Regions from separate parts of the Mus musculus genome. Here region 2 is linked to region 1. The links are chromatin contacts, found by Hi-C or POLR2A ChIA-PET in ENCODE. All regions are on one chromosome and are shown on one strand. The core of a region is the stretch at or near the end of the contact, and the rest is flanking DNA. Distances in the headings are between cores, read along the strand shown.

What was found. A loop is a pair of places that touch in the nucleus more often than their neighbours do. ChIA-PET counts read pairs that join two places held with the same protein, here RNA polymerase II (POLR2A).
Region 2: a map of left cerebral cortex shows a loop between it and region 1 (5-fold over the local background). The contact joins the promoter of Ubald2 here to the promoter of Prpsap1 in region 1. A Hi-C loop is called at or near these places in 1 of 37 maps with a recorded cell type or tissue (left cerebral cortex). POLR2A ChIA-PET finds 5 or more read pairs at or near these places in 2 of 5 experiments (both embryonic stem cell).

Annotation. Positions count from the first base shown.
Region 1 is chr11:116,488,065-116,493,323 of GRCm38, reverse strand. It overlaps Prpsap1 (phosphoribosyl pyrophosphate synthetase-associated protein 1), which reads left to right and starts at 2,978. Exons shown (of 10, transcript NM_026364.1): 1 at 2,978-3,276; 2 at 5,154-5,206. The coding sequence starts at 3,107.
Region 2 is chr11:116,431,413-116,436,671 of GRCm38, reverse strand. Ubald2 (UBA-like domain containing 2) reads right to left here and starts at 2,578. Exons shown (of 3, transcript NM_176902.3): 1 at 2,244-2,578; 2 at 2,051-2,113. The coding sequence starts at 2,363.

The DNA.
Region 1 (5,259 bases), core at 1,729-4,228:
CATAACATGGGTGTGTGTGGTGATGCCGGCTTTTAATCGCAGCACTTGGGATGTGGAGGTAGGAGGATCAGAGTTCAAAACCATCCTCAGTTACATAGGTCACTGTTGACTCCTCCCCTCCCCACCCACACTCGGAGGAGGAGGAGGAGGAGGAGGAGGAAGAGTGGGAGAGGGGAAGGAGGAAGAGGAGGAGGAGAAGGAGAAGGAGGAGGGGAAGGAAAAGAAGAAAAGAAGAAGGAGGAGGAGGAGGAGGAAGAGGAAGGAAGAAGAAGAAGAAAGACACAGACACCTACAGAACTAATTACTTACTGTTGAGTAGAAAGCCTTACACCCCTTGAAAAATCTATATAGATTTTGGCCTAAGAATAAAGGCAAATGGTTTGCTTTTTCTATAGGAAAGTTAGTTTTTATTCCAAAAGCAATGGAGAGCCACAGATTTATTAGGGAGTGGGGTGGAGGAGCTCAGGCTGGCTGATGTGTGCAGGGATTGCAAAGTTCACACCTGCTTAAGTGTCACAGTTAGCATCTGAATCCCCATGGGATGCTCCCATCAGTATGGGATACTCCCATCAGTATGGGATGCTCCCATCAGTATGAGATGCTCCTCCCATCAGTATGGCATGCTGCCATCAGTATGGGATGCTCCCATCCATATGGGATGCTCCTCCCATCAGTATGGTATGCTGCCATCAGTTTGGGATACTCCCATCAGTATGAGATGCTCCTCCCATCAATAAGTGCTGGAGGTCTGAGACAAGGGGAGATGACTGTGGACGGCTCTCACTAAGGAGCCCTTGGTAGCCCTAGTCAGACACTTGTGAACGGGCGAACAGATTGGAAGGAGCCCTTGTTGCTTTGATTTTTTTCAAAACCTACTTTTCATGATGGTTCTTAAATGCTTCAGCGTCCCCTCTAGCCCACCACCCACCTGAGGCAGTGGAAAAGGAAGGTTACTAGGATACGGGGGAAGTGGACCTGTTTAGAAATGGTTCTCTGCAGCGATTTCAATCTCCAGCTGACTTTCCAAAGAAAATTGAAGTTTCCACTTCAAGCTCTTACCATATACTTCTGATATTAAGATATTCCATTTTGGCTGTGACCGGAAGCAATGGACCCAGTCGATTTTGGATTAAAACTGGCAAAACCAGGAACTTAAATACATCATTTCCCCTTTCATATTTCCTCAGGTATGTGTCATAGTATAAGATCATATGTGTTGGGGGCCAGAAATCGCCTCACAAGCCACACAAACACCAATCTCAGTCAGACAGGGATAGTTTATTGAGCAGGTGCCCCAGGACTGGGTGACGAGGGTCATGGTCCAGATTCAGGTTGCCAAGGTCATGAATGTGTTTTGTAAGTCCCTTCCTTGCATAAGATATGTATCAGCAATTGGTGATTCCGTGCAAGACACTGAAGCTTCACCCTTTTATGGTGGTCCCTGGTGTCTGGCCCTTGAATAACACTGAGAGAATAGGAAGACTGAAGAGGGTACCTGCCATGTGCTACTTAAAGAGCAGGAAGGGAAAAGGCCTAGCGAAACAGGTTATGAGGTGAGGCCAGAGAGCTTATCGGCCCTTCCTGATTAGGTCTAGTGTAATCAACCTTGGGGCTCACAATCTGAGTCCAAGTCAGGTCTGGCCACCTTCTTCAATATGTTAATTAAAATTGCAACTTGGGCACGGGAGGGATGGCTCAGCAGTTAAGAGCACTGGCTGCTGTTCCTGAAGACCCAGCAGCCCACAACTGACTCCAAACTACAGTTCCAGAGAATCTGACACCCTCTTCTGGCCTTTGCAGGCACTGTGTATGCACGGTGCACAGACACAGAAAGACTCAATGTTCAGGCAGATTTCTGAGTTCGAGTCCAGCCTGGTCTACACAGCGAGTTCCAGGACAGCCAGGGCTACACAGAGAAACCCTGACTCGAAAAGCCAAATTAAATTAAATTAAATTAAATTAAATTAAAATTAAAATTAAAAGTCGAACTGAAAACAGAAAGCAGAAAAGGGAGATTTATTAAACCTAGCAACATCGGTAAGAGGAACAGAGGAATCCAGAGAAGTCCACAAGTCTGTCCTCCGTCCAGAAGTGAGATAAAAATGTAAGCAGAAGGCCGAGGATTTGCCACCTAAGCCGTCCCTTCCAGGGCAAGGTCCCGACCATCATTGAGACGCCCTTGCATGGGCTTCAACCTCAGCCTGTAAGGTGGTCTGAGAAGTCTCTGGAGCTCTGTGAAAGCTGTTTTTGGGAGTCACGTTTTTTTTTCTCCCAGCATGACATTCCTGAGGTGGGTGGGGGAAGATCTTTACTTCTTTGGGGGTCCGTTTTTCAAACAGTCTGATAGATCGAGAGGCTCAAATGTCTCTTTGGAACGACTTCATCTATTTACACAAAAGTAAATGAACACACGCGCCTTCTGTATTTGCACAAGGCGAACTCATGCGGGCAGAGCGGCTGGCTGGGGTTGAGGGGGACGGGTGGGAGAACTGAGAACAACAACGGGCAGGAGTGCAACCTTGCCTCACGTGCAGACACAGATATAACGTCTAGGGAAGGCCTCCACGTCCAGATTCTGGAGCAGTTAGTTTAAGTGCCCGCAAAAGGGAAAGGGCCGGCTGTCCCTTTTCAAATAAATCCCAGCCTGCGCAAGCGTGGAGGGGAGCGCCGGAGGCTCGTTCATCATAGAGGCGTGAGGCTAGATTGTCTCCGGTCCCTGGGCGGACATCTTAGTTCCTGGCAGTAAATTTGAAAACATTTATAAGTACCACTAAACATGGCTGCACCTCCCAGAATAGTGGACATTAAAATACCTGTCCCCGGAGACTCAAACTCAGGCGAACACGCGAGTCAGCGGCGCCTGTGTCAGAACAGGCTCTCCATGCCATGCCCACCTCCCTGCCCTTTTCCGAGATGGCGGCGGGGGCGGACGCTCTAGCTGCTCGACTCGGTGTCGCGGAGGGGCGCGGCCTGCCGCGGGGTCCGAAGGAGGCTGCGGCGCTCGGCTGCGCCTTCGGTGCGGCTTGGAGATCCGGACGCATCTGTGTCGCGCCTCGTCCCTCTGCGGCCCCGCGCGGACCGCTGTAGCCGCGCCTCGGGCCGGAGGATGCCCAGGAAGCTGCTGCTGCTGCCCCCGCTGTCCGCGTGCTCTGCTCTGCGTGTCCCGCGGGCTCGGCCCGCCGCCTCGCCGGCCATGAACGCAGCCCGCACCGGCTACCGAGTCTTCTCGGCCAACTCCACGGCCGCCTGCACGGAACTGGCCAAGCGCATCACTGAGTAAGCGAGGTGGTCCCCGGGGTGGCCCTAGCCCCTCTCCCCGTCACCTCCACCTTTGCACCCGGGAGCAGCAGGTTTGGGCCGACTCCCCAACCCCGTCCCAGGGCCGCGGCGCACTCTTAACCCTAGAGAGGTTTCCTGCGCTTGCCCTGAATCTGACCATCGCCATTTCCAGGCGTCCCTAAAGCGACAGGCGATGTGGGTCCATCCTAGACCGAAGGGTTAGGACAGTCAGGGAGAAGGGAACTCAGAAGTACTTCGGGCTGGGCGGGGGGAGAGCCGCGATTACAAGTGTGTAGGATCAGTTGTACAAAAAAGTGTTTGCTTAGGGGTGTGTGCGTGTGTTAACCACTGACCTCAGGGGACCGTGGGGGCCCTGAGATGTCTTTCCAGGCTTGTTTGTTGTTACCGATGCTGGATGGATGAAGGACGTGATTTTTTTTTTTTTTTTTAAACCTTACTTACAAACTGTGGGTGCTTCTATGGGGAAGGGATGGGAGCGTGAGCCTGAACTTTGCGGAAATCATGGAGAAGAATCCTGCAGAGCAGAGCCTCCCGGTGCCCTGCTGATAATAACCGGTCTACTTAAAGGCCCCTTTTCAATTTTGGAGAAAACTAGAGCCCTGGTATAAAGAGCCTTAAGGGCCCTTTGTGAAATAAGCTTTTTAGTAATATGTATCGTTTCTCTTCTCCTTTATGGGACAGAGCTTTATCGTAGCTCCTGCTGGCCTGGAACTTAGTGAATGGATGAGGCTTGCACTCTCAAGAGTTCAAGCCGGGAGATCTGCCTGCTTCTGCCGCGGGAACACCACACCCATCATGGGCTTTGGTTTCTGAGATAAGGTCTTATGACCCTGGTCACACTCTAAATGGTGTGATATTTCTGGCCTTGGCCTTTCCGATGCTGGCAGTTCAGGTGCGCACTTGGACTCCCTGGCGTAAATGACTTGACTTTGAACATTTAAAGTCATTTTCATATTTCAAAAGTTCTTAGCTCCACCTGTTTTATTATCAGTTGGACTTTGAAGTGGGTTTAGGAGATATGTACAGGGAGACAGTCAGTCTCTCCGGTTTCTGTTTCTTTTCATGATTTATTTATCGTGTATACAATGTTCTGTCTGCATGTGTGCCTGAAGGCCAGAAGGGGGCGCCAGATCTCATTACAGATGGTCGTGAGCCACCGTGTGGGTGCTGGGAATTGAACTCTGGACCCCTAGAAGAGTAGCCAGTGCTCTTAACTGCTGAGTCATCTCTCCAGCCCCTGATTATTTGTCTTGTCCAGGCCAAGGATCCCTTTAAACATGAAAGTTGAGCTTGTTTGTATTGGGTCACACTTATCACACGTGACCTTGCCTTGAGAAAGCTCCACTTTAAAAATTAGTGGTTTTGGGCTGGAGAGATGGCTCAGCAGTTAAGATTACTGACTGCTCTTCCAGAGGTCCTGAGTTCAATTCCCAGCAACCACATGGTGGCTCACAACCACCTGTAATGAGATCTGATGCCCTCTTCTGATGTGTCTGAAGACAAACAACTACTGTGTACTCACATATAAATAAAACAAAGAAAAAAGATTAGTGGTTTTGCCTTTTGTTATGCTAATTCCAGTAAGCTTTGTAGACCAGGATAGATAGCCTTGCAGAGATCCTCCTGCCTCTGCCTCCCAAGAGCTGGGATTAAAGGCTTGAGACACTCCTGGCTTTTTTTTTTTTTTTTAAGTTTGGTCTTGCTAGTAGTCCTGGCTGGCCTGTTACTCACTATGTATCCCAGACTGGTCCTCACCTTACAGCAATCCTCCTGCCTCAGCTTCCAGAATGCTGGCTTAGTTAGTTGCATGCTCTTACCATCTTTTTTTGTTTTGTTTTGTTTTTGTGTAATAGGCGTCTTGGTGCTGAATTGGGGAAATCTGTTGTATATCAGGAGACCAATGGAGGTAAGTTAAAAAGTTGATTTTTTTTTTTAAGTTTGGGATGTGTTGTTATTGTT
Region 2 (5,259 bases), core at 1,329-3,828, 56 kb after region 1:
AGCCCCTGTCATGGCCGTTTCCCCTCTCCCTACGAATGCCTTCTTGCCCCCCCCCCCTCATACAACTGAGGACCCTTATCATCTGTGACAGCCTTCCAACTGTGGCTGGCAATCTACAGGACAATCGTTTAGCAGTTATCACCACTTTGTGTTGACTTTTCTTCATATAAAGTATTTATCTGAGACAGTATGCAGCTAGATAGCCCAGGCTGACCTAGAGTTCACAGCCATCCTGCTGCCTTAACCTCCCAAGTGCTGGCTTCAATGTTTTTATTTAAGTTTTCTAATTATTTTGTCTTAAAAACTGGACTGACTCTCAGAACAGGGCTGCTGTTCCCTACTGTGCAGGCGAGGCCTCCAGCACAGGTCCCTCCTGGGTGTGCTGATTATAACGTCTGAGTTACAAAACCAGCAGTCTCCCAAGGGAAGCTTCCAAGGAGAACACACAGACTCACAGACACTCACAGACAGACACACACACACACACACACACACACACACACACAGATTGACAAAGGTGGGGGAAGGGAGGGAATCCAGTTCAAGCTGGGGCTTGCTGGCTTCCTTGTTCCAGGCCCTTCAGCATGGCTATGCTTTTCTGAATAGTCTTGTGCATAGGAAGACACTGAGCAGGATGAAAGCAGAAGACTCCCAGGTCTAGGAAGCTGGAGGTCTGGATGGCTGGATGTAGGAGGGGGTCTTGGGCATGATGAATCCCACCTGAATTTTCTAAGAGCTTGGCCGCAGTGGCTGGGGCCCACAGCATCATTCATTTTCCAATCTTACTCCAAATGTTGAGAGCTAGTTTAAACTGAGGCAGACTCTCCTTCCTGAGCATCCCCCCTCGTTTTTTGTTTGTTTTTGTTTTTTTTTTTTGTTTTTCGCGACAGGGTTTCTCTGTGTAGCCCTGTCTGTCCTGGAACTCACTCTGTAGACCAGGCTGGCCTCGAACTCAGAAATCTGCCTGCCTCTGCCTCCTGAGTGCTGGGATTAAAGGCGTGCGCCACCACGCGGGGAGGGGGGGGGGCGGCTCGTTTTTGTCAGAAGAAAAAAGTGCTGAGAACAAGATACAGCAGAAGATCCACATGTAGTCTTGTCTCCTGGGGACAAGGACACCAAAAAAAACAAAAAAGTCCAATGGCAGATCTCTTAGGGAATAATGTTTTACCACCCCTCTCCTGGGCTCAGGCCCTCCTACACGTTTGGAGCTAATAGCTAACTAGGAGTTAGAGCAGAGAAGGGATGTGCCTGGCCTCAGGAAAGCAGGGTACCCACTGGCCAGAGGGCAAAGGCTCTAGCCTGGAGCCAAGTTGGAAGAGGACAAATCCAGGCTCCAAGAACTATTTCCTGGACTGTTTTGTTTCTTAACATACTGAGATTAAAAGAAATTCTTGGCCTCACCTTAGGTATATAAATCTGTATATCCTCCATAAAGGTTATGTTCCCTGGAGGCTTTGGAAGGGCCAGCCTACCTTTGTGGGTAGAGTTGGACTTCCGGAGCCAGGGTGGATCTATCCCTCCCCTGCTTCCTGCAGCACTGGGTGGGTGGGTGGTGTGTGTGTGTGTGTGTGTGTGCACACGGCTGTGTTTGTTGCACCAAGACACAAATCCCTACCTCAGTCGTGTGTGTGTGTGTGTGTGTGTGTGTGTTTTGCATCAAGACACAAATCCCTCAGTCCCCCACCACCCCGAAGTCCCCAAAGGTCTGGTTATCCTCGAGCCCCTTCCCCATCCTCTGCTATCAGAATCGCAACATCCTGCTGGAAGCCGTCTTCCCTTCCTTCTACCCCCACCTCCCCAACACCAAGGCCCTTACACCCAGGGCACAGCGCCCAGCACAGGGCCTCAGGCCCCGATCCAGCGGCCTGGAGGCGGGTCCCAAAGTTGGGCGAGCCAGCGCCGGCCTGGGAGCGCTCTTTCCTGGAAGACATTTTGGCTCTTTGTTTACATTCGCGGCGCGCCGCTCCCCGGCAACATGGCTGTCACCGGCGCGGCTGACAGCGACCCTGCCGCACCGAGCGCCCCCTCCGCGGCCCTGGGGAACACTTACCATCTGCGGGTGGTGGTGGCTGTTGGGAATGTTGCTTTCTTGAAAGAACGTGCTTAGGGCGGTCTGCGGACAAAATACGGGACGCAGCGGCGTGAGCGAGGCCTGGCCGCCCCGGCCCCCCCCCCCCCCGCCGCGGCCCCCCTACGCGGCCCCCGGCTCCCACGCGCGCTCCCGACCCCGGCCCGGTGCACACCTCGAACTGCCAGTGCGCCGCTTGCAGCAGCTGCTGCGCCTGATCGGCCGCGCAGCCCGCGGCCAGCACGAACTGGTTGATCATGACCTGGTGCCGCAGCTCGTCCGTGTTCACCGACATGGCGCTGGGCGGCCGCCCCGGGCTCACGCTCGCAGCTCCGCCGCCGCCCGGCGAATGTTGTGGTTCGGCTCGCGCGGCCGCGCCGACGCCGCAAACAACAGCGCGGGGCGGGGCCGCCAGGCCCAACGTTCGGGGGCCGTGAGCCGACGCCGCTGATTGGCCCACGCGCAGCCCAGCCAGCCGCCGGCTCCCACACGGACGTTCGATTCGAATCCTGCGGCGGGCCCGGCCGCTCTGTTTCTCTCCTCGCCTGGCCGCGCCCATTGGCGGAGTCGGTGCCGCGGGGGCACCCCGGCATTGGCCAGCCTCCGTGTTTTGGCTCCTCCGAGTTGGTGGTTGGCTGGGGCCGCCATCGGGAGGCGGGGCGTGATGCGCTGATTGGCCTACCGTAGGCCTGTTTGAACTCAACTCGAAAACCCTGACCGCGTTCTGATTGGTGGAGGTCATCAGTGTTTGCTGTTGTAGGCGTGGGGGTGGTGCTGGCCAAGTTCATTCATTACTTCATTGAAACTGAACATGCTCAGCTGGAAAAGCAAGACGGAGTGGCTTTGACTCATTTCCTCTGAAAGATGTGGTCATCTCGAGAAACAGAACGATCAAAATAGAAAACACACAGAACCTTCGCAGCTACTCGACTCTCAAGAGTATTTAAATTTTTAAATAGCTTCTAAACAGTCTCTCTTAAAAAAAAAAGAAAAGAAAAAGAAAACTTTTGAAACATGGCAGACAGATCCTGGGTTCAATTTCTTAACACCACAAAACAAAACAAAACAAAACAACACAAAAGAACCAGGCGTAGTGACCACATGGTTTTAATTTCAGGGCTCAGTGGGAGGTAGAGGCATTCGGATAGCTCTGAGTTCGAGGCCAGTCTTGCCTACATGGTGAGTTAGTTCCAGGACAGCCAGCAGGGCTACATAGAGAAACTCTCCAAACACACACACACACACACACACACACACACACACACACACACACACACACACGGGGGTGGGGGGGAATAGCCAGTGCCAGGGCATGCTTTGCATAATCCAGCCTCGGGGTTTAAAAACCTTATGCTTTAAAAAAAAAAAAAAAAAAAAAAGTACCTGTTTTCAGCATGAAGACATTTTCTTTGTCATTATTCCCTGATCAAGAGGACATTGATACATCTATTCACATGAAACTTACATTGTATTGGGTATTAAAGTGACCTAAAGATGATTTAAGGTACACAAGATGGTGAAGTTGGCTGGTAGGAAAAAATGACACATGGTATAAGAGCCCCACTTATCCAAGGATTCTAGACCATGGGGAGCGGGCAGGAACTGTTTCCACCCTGATCTGGAGGATCGGATTGGGAATTTACTGTGAAGGCTCCTGTTTCAGGAAGACATATACTGTTTTTCATCAGAACTAATTACAGCGAAGGTTCTAACTAGTTAGGGTGTGCAGAACAGAAGGACAGAACAGAAGAAAGCAAACCTCACTTCTATTTCTTTGCCAGTGAAGGCAGAGGCAGTGAGAGTCGCTTTCCATGGTGTGGGTGTAAAACCAGACTGGGGTTGACAAACTTGGCAGCAAGCGCCTTTACTCACTGAACTCTTTTTATTTTACCTAAAAGGACTAAATGTTCTCTTTAAGAGAACTTGCCCGTTTTTTAGAAAGTATCTAGCTAAGAATAAGGTTACAACTGATGTTTGCACACCAATGAATGCACAGCTGGCTGGAGAGCTCTCCTAGCCTACCAGAAGCCCCGGCTACCTCCCCAGCTCCACAAGAAGAGAACAAAAAGCTTTGGGCGCAAGGATGAGTTAATCTTGTTTCTTTTGTCTTCTGTTTTGTTTGTTTGTTTTGAAGGGGTAGGAGTACTATAATTATCTTTAGATATCCCCAAAACGCCCACGGGCTGAGGCTGTAAGTGTGCCTGGGAAGTCAAGTATAGACCCCCCCCCCCCAGCCGTGTTTCAGGGTCCCCTAAAGCTGTTGACACTCAACTTCTTTTATGTAGCATAGCATAACACAGCATAGCGTTTGTACATAACCCCTACACAGCCTCATATATTGTACATAACCTCTAAAATGCCTTATAATACCTAATAGAACGTAAGCACTAATAGTTGTACTGTATTGTTCAAGAAATAGGGAGGGGAAATCTGTGCATGTTTAAAAAAAGAAAAAAGTCTGTACCGATACAATTTTCTGTCCTGATATTATTTTATCACGGGTTGCTTGAATGCAGAGATGTGGTTGTGTAGGCTAGGTGGCCCCTGTAGAGTTTCAAGGTCTTTCCCTGCTCCCCCAAGGTAACTGCAAAGTGAAAATACAAAGGCACAGCCAGCAGCCTGCACTTCCAGGGATCTCGGGCCAAGAGCTGCCCTAGAACAAGGAAGCACTGTCATTGTGGGCTGCAGGTATTCACAAGTACCTACAGGTGTCCAGCATGCCGGGGCGGTGAGTAGCAAAGTCGACTTTGGACACAGACATTTTAAGAGAACGTGCCTATAGCCTCCAGGTCTTCATTAAAAAGTTCCCACACCCGCTACTATGGGGGTACATGAAGGTCTGTAATTCCCAGCATCTGGGTGGTTGAGGCGGGAGGATTAGGACTTGTAGGCTAGCCTAGGCTATGTAAAGAATTATCCAGCTCTCAAGGAAGATAAAAACTGAAAAATCTGTTGTTTCCTGGACATTAAGGCAACTAATCTCTAAGGATCAGCTAATGTTTACCCGGTGCAAGACCCAGCTGTGGACTGCTGGGAAGAGCGGGCAAGCCTCCTAAGCCTGAGGGGCTGGAGCTCAGGTGATCTTCTGTGGGCGAAGGTCATCCCAAGAGGAGGCAGGAAGAGCTCCAGAAATAAGCGTGTGATCTGTGGTCCTGACAGGTGGAAGGGCTTAATCAATACTTAAGGCTTCT